2 separate regions of the Mus musculus genome follow, and region 2 is linked to region 1. The links are chromatin loops, found by intact Hi-C in ENCODE. Cell type or tissue: heart. All regions are shown on one strand. Region 1 overlaps Ccdc171 (coiled-coil domain containing 171). Region 2 holds the start of Gm11184 (a long non-coding RNA gene).

Evidence for each region. Peaks named below come from ENCODE experiments on the same cell type or tissue, not always from the same donor. Only the 100,000 strongest peaks of a DNase experiment are listed, where the experiment ranks them.
Region 2: it touches region 1 in a loop (4-fold over the local background); 5 of 42 quality-filtered maps call a loop at or near these places.

What each region holds. Positions count from the first base shown.
Region 1 is chr4:83,568,777-83,573,776 of GRCm38, forward strand. All of the region lies in intron 6 of Ccdc171 (coiled-coil domain containing 171), which reads left to right. Among named protein-coding and RNA genes, the nearest start is that of Gm25899, 44 kb to the left of the region's middle. In heart, a CTCF peak has its summit at 1,925 (motif pointing left); no DNase peak of the experiment used is centred here.
Region 2 is chr4:83,381,568-83,386,567 of GRCm38, forward strand. The region is part of intron 2 of Gm11413 (predicted gene 11413); the gene reads right to left. It overlaps Gm11184 (a long non-coding RNA gene), which reads left to right and starts at 1,508. Exons shown (of 3, transcript XR_390685.2): 1 at 1,508-1,594. In heart, a CTCF peak has its summit at 2,727 (motif pointing right); no DNase peak of the experiment used is centred here.

The DNA of each region.
Region 1 (5,000 bases):
AACAGGAGGTAGGGTAAAGGGCTGAAGGAGATTAATGATGGGGATGGAGAGGTGGCTCAGGGGTTAAGAGCCCTGGCAGCTCTTACAGAGGACCTGGGTTCAATTCCCAGTGTCGACATGGTGCCTCAAACTGTCAGTTACTCCATTTAAATGAAATTCAGTGTTCTTTTCTGGCTTCTGAGGACACTGAATGCACATGGTGAACAGAAAAAACAACACATATACATAAACAAAATCTCCAAAAAATGTATGGGAGATAAATGGAACAGAAGAGTTGCATTAAAGTTAGGGATGGGAAGGCAGGGTAAAGGAGGAAATGGGAGGTGGATAGTTACTCTAAAGACCCTTTCAAAAAGCTATATGGAGACCTACTACTCTAGAGGTTTCCTAAACTATGTATGCACATATATGAAAAGTTAAAATAGAGTTACAGTGTAACAGGGTGGTCTTGCTAGACACCACATGGTAACAAATACACCCAGTGCCAGAATGGGTTACCTTTTTGGTCATTGATGTTCCCATAATCCCTCGTAGGCCCTCAGACATTACTGGCTATTGCTGTTGCTGTTGGTTATCCTTCAGAACACGACAGTGAGGCCCTATTGCTGAAGACATCGCCTACCTGAGCCATTGACCATGGAGAAATCACGTTAGTGCTTGCCTGGAAGCTCCATCCCCACTACTAGCTCTCATATTTCAGGAAGGTACTATATACATGATAACCGAGGAGAAAAATGTTACCCAGCTATGAACCCTGTGAGCCACGTTTAAGAATTGGCCTGGCCATGAACTTGTGATCCTCCTGTCTCCATCTCCTTCAGCAAATCCTACCAGCATGGGCCTGGTTTACAGAGAGAGTTCCAGGGCAGCCAAGACCCTGTTTCGAAACAGACAAACAGACAAACAAACAAACGGCCTGGCAAAACATGAAGACATTCCTGTTGGTATAATAGGGGCTGCAAACATCATGAGGGCAACCAGTAACTTTTTGATTGTATTTAAATCTCAATACACAAGGTGAAACCCATACTGTATCTCAAGAGAACCTACTACTTTTATGCTGCTAGAATGACATGATATTAAACTGAGTCCAATGACTTGTTGTTATACTATAGATTAATACACTCACTAACCCTCATCATAGAAATGTCTATCTGTAATAGATAGTGATTAGCATAGGGACCCACAGCTGGTCCAGGTGTAGAGAAAAGGACTTTGCGATAGTAAATAGAGTCTGGGTTAATACTAGTTATGACACAGTGTAGCATTTATTGATTGATTGATTAGTTGTAATTTTTTCTTTCCATGACTCCTTATGACTCTGTAAGGTTGCCTGTCTTGCTTTTTAAATTTATTTTTAGTTATGGGGAAGGGCAGGCATCTGCAGTGGCTGGAAGTGTGGGATCCTCAGGAGCTGGAGTTACAGGTGGTTGTGAACCTCTTGATGTGGGAGCTGGGGATTGAACTTGAGTCCTCTGGCAATACATGGACTTCATTGCTGAGTTATCTCTTCAGCCCTTTCACTGTACAGTCTACAATTCAGGAACAAATTACTGGTTTTTTTTTTTTTTTCATCCTGGTTCTTTGAGGAGACAACCTTATACCAGATTAGTGTTATAGATAGCCAACTGATGTGTTTTCTAAGCTAGAAAGAGCATATTTGCTTGATACTTTACTAAATATAGTTCTACAAGTATAATTAAAATTCCTCAGGGTTGGAACTATAGTTTGGATTCTGAGAAATGTTGTTTACATAAGTACATATAAAGAGTTATAGTTTTCTGTATGTGTTTGTAGAAGATGTGGAAAGAAAACAAGATTATTTTCTAACAGCACAATGTGGTTTCCTGTGATGTTAAATGTTAGTTTAAAAACAAGCTGCTTTAAAAGACATTTTAAGTTCAACAGTTCCCTCTAGTGGACAGAAGAAAGGACTCTCCCATCTTCTACTGTGAATTTCATTTCACAGGTCAGTATTATTTTTTCCGCTGTAAGAAATCAGATATGCAGCCAGTACCAGTGATGTAACTGGCATCCACCAAGTACTTCATCTCAGTGCGTGAGAGTCTCAATTCGGATGGAAAGCACAGTACATTTTATGCCATCGAGGACCATTTCGAATCACTTCTCCGATTCACCACTGTCCTGTCCCACAGCAGAGCCCCTGTTCTGAACCTGATGTAGAATATTATTTATATACTTTCATGTAGTTTTACTCTGTTTTTAAAAACATTTTATGTTTTTTTACATATATAAGGCCCAAAGGCCCTGTCTCAAAAACCAGACCAAACGAAATAACATTAACGACAGTCTTCATACAACAACAACAACAACAACAACAACAACAACAACAACACACTCCTAAAGTTTTGATGGGACCACTATAAAACCCTTTACAGTTGAAGCAATCTTAAGAAAGAAAGCAAATCAGGAAGTAGCATTATGCGACCGACTTTCAAGTACACCGTTGAGTTGTACTGGTCAGATAAGTATGGATTTGCATGAAAACAGAGAAGCCAATGAAAGAGTCTAAAAGTAAACCCTGCAGCCACACCCAGCTGATGTGGACAAAGGTGCTAAGAACATGTTGGGGAAAAGGACAGTCTTTTCAATAGATGGGAAATTGGAGGAGGGAGGAATTCTCCTGCAGAGGAATGAGACCAGACCATCAAAGTACCAGTTACAGCTCAAACTGGAATGAAGACTTTAAGAACCTGACCTAAAGCTCTCAAACTAGAACAGGGGAGTGCTTGAGGATGGCAAAGCAAGCAAAGATAGTCTTTAAAAAAGATTATGCCCTAAAAGTACAAGAAAACAAAGATAATCAAGTGGTATTGTATCATAATAAAATGAGGTACAGTTGTAGAAATATCTTTTGACATTTGTTTCGTAATTTCTATGAAACACATTTCTCTAATACTTAGAAAAGTCATTTTAATATGGTGATGACATTAATATTTTTCCTGTAGATAGCTCGCTCATTCATTCGTTTATTTGTTTATTTTGAGTCAGGGTTTCTCTGTGTAACCCTGGATGCCCTGAAACTCACTCTGTAGACAGCACTGTCATCAAACTTACAGAGATCTACCGGCCTCTGCCTCCCAAGTGCTAGAGTTAAATTGGTGCACTGGCACCCACCCCTGGCTGCAGATAATGCTTGGACAGTGAGAGGGGACTCACTGGATTGCCCAGTGATGCTGGGCTATTTGGGACAAAGTGTCTACTTTCAAAAATATATTTAATTTTTTTGAGACGGGTTTCTCTTTGTTGCTGTGGCTATCCTGGAAGTCACTCTATAGACCAGACTGGTTTGGAACTTAGAGATCCATCTGCCTCTGTCTCCTGAATACTGGGATTAAAGGCATGCACTACCACCTGACTTTAATTTTATTTTTATTTTGGGTGGGTGAGTGTTCTGCCTGCATACAAGTCTGTGCACCACATTAATGCTTAGTGCCTGGTGTCCTCAGGGGCCAGAAAAGGACATTGGATCCCTGTAACTGGAGTTACAGAATTGCCGTGTAGGTGCTGAGGACTGAACCCAAGTCCTCTGCAAGAAGAGCCAGAGCCCTTATCCACTGAGTCAGCTTCCCAAATTTCTGTTCTTGAGAGCTACAGAGTCCTACAATAAATATATTTTCAGTGCCAACTTTCTTAGTTTTTAAAGTTGTAAAAAATTTTTTTATAGAGGCAATTAAAAAAAATCTCATATTAGGTGAAGGCAAGAAAGACACCTGTGGTGGTGTGAATGACAGTGTCCCCCATAAACTCAAAGTTTGAACACTGAGTCCCCAGTTGGTGGTGCTCTTTGGGTAGGTTGAGGAGCATGGCCTTGCTGGAGGAAGCATGTCCCCGGAGGTGTGCTTTGACAGTTCCAAAGCCTCGTGCTCTTCCCAGCATGCTCTCTTGCTTTGTGCTCCCTGCTTGCCTAACTATTGCCCTGCGTTCCTGCGGGTGGTGTGGGGATGAACTCTTAACCTTTGGAACTGTAAGCCCAAATAAGCCCTTCCTTCTCTCGTATGCCTTGGTCATGGTGTTTAGCACAGCAGTAGAAAAGTAGTTAATGCACAGACCATTCTGACTCCACTCAGACAGAGCAAACATAACTGCGTTAAGTATTTAGACATTCAAATAATTTGAGGTGCTACTCTGATTTCACCCAAAGGTTTGCTCTACACATGAAAGAGTCGTTAATCATCTTTGTCTCTAAAAAAAGTAAAGTTATGTATCATATTAAATATGGATTTGGAGTCAGTACCTTTTAGCTGATGAATATAGATAAATATTATACTCTTTTAATGTGCATTTTAAAATTTACTATTATTGTGTGTGGAGGTGTGCATGCTTAGACTAGAGCATATTTTTGTGGGGTGAGTTCTCTCATTCCACCTTTGTGTGGGTTCTGGTGAGCAGATTGAGGTGTGGGCTTATGTGGTCAGTGCCTTTACCCAGTGAATCATCTTACTGGACCTTTTTGTGGTTTCATGTTAGCATACTAAATAATAAGTTTCATTGTGGAATTTTAGCGAATAGTTTGTTTTTGTTAGCCTCTTTTCCCTCAATCCCTTGTATGTACCTGTACTCTACCACCTCCAGTAGTCTCCTGTCCACTACCAGTAGTATATTCTGAGCACAAAGATCCCACACTAGCAGCTGACCTTACTAAGAATGGAGGACGAGTTTAAGAATGGAGCTGGAGTTGCTCCTAAGTCTTAAGATCACCTGATCTATCTACCTCTTATATGTTTATCTGCACATCTAATCCATATAGGTATGATCTTACACAATTTACACCATACATTATAAAATCACTTGTGTTATATCAACTGTATGGGAAAAGCAGACTAACGATAAGTTAAAACTAGCAAGAACTGTATGAAGTACATTTCTCAAGATAAAACACTGAAAAAGGAAATGTTCATATAGAAAAGTAAGCTATGGTTAAGCTAACAAATACATTTAAAAACTGATTGTGGTCAGATTCACATATAATGAGTATC
Region 2 (5,000 bases), 190 kb before region 1:
ATTCAATTCCTGAAGCCCACAGTGGAAGGAAAAAAACAGCTTCAGAGAGTTCCTCTGACATCCACACATGTTCCATGGCATGAGTTTACCTATGCACACACACACACCACCACCACCACCACCACCACCACCACCACATACCTCCTCCTCCTCCACCACCACCATCAACAACAATAACAAAAAAAAAAATTAAGGAATATTTCTAAAATAAAACATTGTGACCCAGCAAAAGGATTCTCTCAGAACATCTGGTCAATGATCACATTGGCTTGGCTCGTGTGTCTTCTAAGGAAGAATTCAAGTCTTTCCCTGCTTCAGGTAAGTACGTCCAGGTGTGGCAGAGCATGGTTGAAAGCCAGAATGGGTATATTGTAGAGGAGGCTGGAATTGAAAGGCTTGTTCTTGGTTAGTTGGAAACTCTACAATGCTGTGACAGGGAAAGGGATCTTGTACCAGCTGGCAAAATTGATGATTATGTTGGACAGTTTCATGTCAACTTGACACAAGCTAAGGCCATCCAGGAGGATGAACTTCAACTAAGAAAATGCCTCTAGCTATAGGCAAGCCTAAAAGGCATTTTCTTAATTAGTGATGGATAGGCGAGGCCTCAGCCCATAATAGGTGGGCTACCCCCCGGGCTAGTGATTCTGGGCTCTTTTTAAAAGCAGACTGAGCTAGCCAGAGGAAACACGCCAGTAAGCAGCACCCCTCCCTGGCCTCCACCTCAGTTCCTGCCTCCAGGATCCTGCCCTATTTGAGTTCCTGTCCTGATTTATTTTGATGATGAACAGAAATATAAGCCAAATAATTCCTTTCCTCCTCAACTTGATTTTGGCCACGGTGTTTCATCACAGCAACAGCAACCCTAACCAGGACAATGATCTTTAGAGGAGTTTTTAATAGGAGAATGATGTTATGGTCCTCAAGAAATTCTCAGTGTCCCAGATCATGGGATTGACAGACTGTGAGAGCAGAAAAAGGCATGAGGTGAGAAGAATCTGCATACGGGTGTGGGGGGTGTGGAGATAAACCCGGTGGTGGAGGAAGAAGATGGACGGGCGCAAAGCAGCACAGGCTCCCGCGACTCTTAGAAGATTCCTGATCCCACTCTACAGTGTATGGTCTGACAAGGCTCCCGAATACCAGTGAGCCAAGGCCAGGGTGGTGGCTGCTTCCTCTGTCTTCACAGAAATCTCTTGCAGCTGCATTTCCCATAGTCCTCCACCCAACCCAAGGGGGAAACCATCCACAACAGCAGCGTGCGTACATACGTACATAGGAGCCCTACTTTCTAGAGATATCACAAAAGTTTAGGAAAGCTGTGGCAGAGAGGGGGCTACATTTTCCCTTTGTGGAACAAATGTTTGAGTCCATGGCACCACTTTGAACACCCCTCACGATTAGAAAACCAATATGGGAGCTATCCTATTTGAGGCCCAATTCCTGCAATGGAAGGCGCCGTTCTATGACAAGGGGGTGGTGCCGGTTAATGACAGTTTAAATCGGGGCATCCAGCTGCCACCAGATTCCTTGCAGGGTGAGGGAACTGTGTTTCTCCAGTACAAATGGGGGCCCTCCTAATCATTTGGATCAGGTGAGGCTATGTGTCATGAACTGTGAAAAGGGTAACAAAAGGAGCGACAGTGCCTCTTCATAGATTAAACAAAAGCCTGCCCGCCGAATCCTTTGCTGATTTTGCTTCCTTCATACAGCAGTCAACCACCACATAAGCCATCGTGCCGAGACAGAGGCCCTTGCTGAGGAATAGATTTGGGAAGGGGCCACTACGGAAGCTCGGAAGCTCACAAAGCAGTCACTCCCATAAGGAATAGAGAGCTGGAGGACCAGAAAAATGCTACCAAAGACACAGGCATTTGCTCAGGCAATGCTGAAAGCTTGGCAGTGGCTTTCGGTGTCCATTTACAAGCAAAGGATGGCACTAATAAAGAAAAGGGCGCTGGGGCTGCCGGGGGAAGGGGGCAGGGGTGGGGGGGACCAAGGCCATTTTTCTAGGCGATCCCCTAATAAAAATCAGAAAGAAAGAAAAAAAGAGGTCAACCTCAGTATCCCCTAAATGTAAAAAAAAGGTTTCATTGGGAAAAGGATTGTCAATCTGAGAAAACAAAAAATGGTCGGCCATTAAACTCCCAACAGAGTAGTCTCCAGCACTCACAGTAAGGGAAAACAAAGGTGAGCCCTATCATGGACTATTCCCATAGTTAAAATAGTTAAAATCTATTTAAATATTAAATATTTAAATAGATTTAAAATCTAACTATTCCCATAGTTAAAATAGTTAAAATAGTTAAAATCAGGCCCCATGAGGCTTAAATTGAAAGGCGCCATATTTGGAGGTATCTTGGGCAAAGGGGCAAAACAAATTGCCTCCTTAAAAGCTCTGTCACAGGACTCAAGGGAAAAAAAAAAAAAAAGCTTGACTGCTTTCTGGCAGACTGCCTGGCCCATAACCTGGCAAGATAATGATAGTAACCAAGGAGCCATACGGCCTTTGGTCTTATTAAACCTGCCAAATAACTTATGGGACAGAGATGTACTTGAGGACACAGATGCCATGATTACAACAGACAATAAGGTCTTTTAATGATGACTACATAATCCAGGATAAACTGGATACGCAGCGCCCCCAATTCTACAGCTGTTGCTGACACAGGGTTCCAGTTCCCCCTCAAACTCACTTAAAACTCTGATGCCCCAGTAGGCGTCAGAGGGGCCTGTAGGGGGCGACAAATATACTAAATTATTAAAGCTTGTAAAAAAAAAAATTACAAGTAGGGCATATAGAACCCTCAACAAGCCCTTAAAATTCACCAATTTATGGCATCATAAAGTTGTAAAATTTTTAATCCTGCCATTTCCCTACACAAGCTGTTTCCCCAGTTGGCATCAGCCTCATCTAAGTCTTTGGTACAAACTTGTGGGCCATTACTATCCTTGGGACCCTACCAGCCCCCAAAGTAAGCCCCTGTGGCCTAAGACCAAATGCCCTGTGTAGCAAATAGACTTGACACACGTGCCTCAAATATGTACATACAAATATTGATACCTGTTCCTCTTACATGTTTACCATGACACAACTCCCAAAAATATAAAAAATGGTCATTACATCTATAAAAATAACAATGTTAATGATGGGTGTGCCCTTTGCTATAAAAACAGAAAATGGGCCTACATATGCTAATGACAAATTTCCCTCTTTCTACAAAAAATTTTAAAAAAGAAACCACTTCACTGAAATACTTCATAAATGGGCTAGAGAGATGGCTCAGCGGTTAAGAGCACTCATTGACTGCTCTTCCAGAGGTCCTGAGTTCAATTCCCAGCAACCACATGGTGACTTATGACCATCTATAATGGAACCTGATGCCCTCTTCTGATACATAGGTCATATATGTATATATGTCATATGCATTAAATAAACAAACAAACAAACACACAAATCTTTTTAAAGTACTTCATAACCCCACAACCCCCAAGGACAATTTTGCAATGTGTCTCACTAATCTCCTCCTCATTTTTTCTAGCAAGACCCACAACCTGATGACTGGTGGCCTCTGGAATCAGTCTGGGGCTGCCATGCCTCTTTGACCCCTGGTCCTGTATAGGTTATAGGCCATTTATCCCCATTCAGAATTGCTCCTTTTATGGCTCCCTCTTGGAAGGAAATCAAACCAGACCTTTCTCAGAGGCTTCTTGGACTGCCAACCACACATCACATGGGTGTCCAGTGCCCAAGTTGGCCCATACTGCACATCCCTGTGTGAGACCTCCTTTTTCTTTCTGGTCTGTCTCCAAAGTGACACTCTCAATGCTGAGTTAAACTGTTCAAAAGTTAACTGTATTCTCTCCCTCTGTTAGGATCCAGTGAATGGGGATACTGCCATGCTTCTCCAAGAACCACTACTGACCTAGGGCTTGGTAAATGCCACCGATGGCTGGACTGGGAAACTTGCATCTCTGACCATGCCCCATCCCTGTATCATTACAAGAGACTAAGGCATATCTGCCATCATTGCTGCCACAGTGGTAGGGCTCTTAGCTGCAGCCACTGCAGTTATAGCCTTGCAAAAACTCTGTGCAGGCGGCCACTGCACTCAATACGATTTCAACCCTGATGGCCTCTGCTTTAGATAAGCAGGAAACCAGCTCTTAAAATTAGGTGTGTTAAATTTACACCATCAAGTGGGACTTTTACAAGATGATGTTCATCATCTATGGGATCTTGTTCAAATCAATTGTCATCTATGCTATCCTGCTTAGCTTAACACTATTTCAAACACACCTTAATAATACGACAACACTAAATTTACAGCATAGCTATATCACAGACACATGGAATTCCTCATTTCTTTCTTTCTTACATCAGCTGCATCAAGATATTGTCTCCATTAATGCTACTCTTATAGCTGTTGTTACCTTGGGCCAAATGGCTGGACTCTTTAAGGACATAGGGTCAAAGCTGTTCCATCTTGTTTCCCCTGCAAACCTTTTCATTTGTGCTACTATTCTTGTTGGAGGCAGAGTTGCAATTTTTATAATCCAAGCCATTAGATATATAAGGGATAAACAGCCCCACAGCAAATCCCTTTTATTGGAAGTACTCAGTCCTAAAATAATAATAAAATAATTCCTGTAGGGAATGTGGAGAGAAACCCGGTGGAGGAAGAAGAGGGACAGAGTGCTAGGTACCACAGGCTCCTGTGACTCCTAGAAGAGCCCTGATCCACTGTACAGTGTATGACCTGACATGGCTCCCGAATACCAGTGAGCCAAGGCCAGGGTGGGGTCTGCTTCCTCTGCTTCATGGAAATCTCCCCAGGAGATTGGACCCTCCCCTACAGGCTCATGAACAAGCCAGTCAGATTTGGCTAAACAACACAGGTTGTACCCTTGAGTACATAAACATACCCTAATTGCCTAAAAAGCTATATATAAGCTCGTGCAATGAACAATAAAGTTCGACCATCTGATGCTGGTCTCCG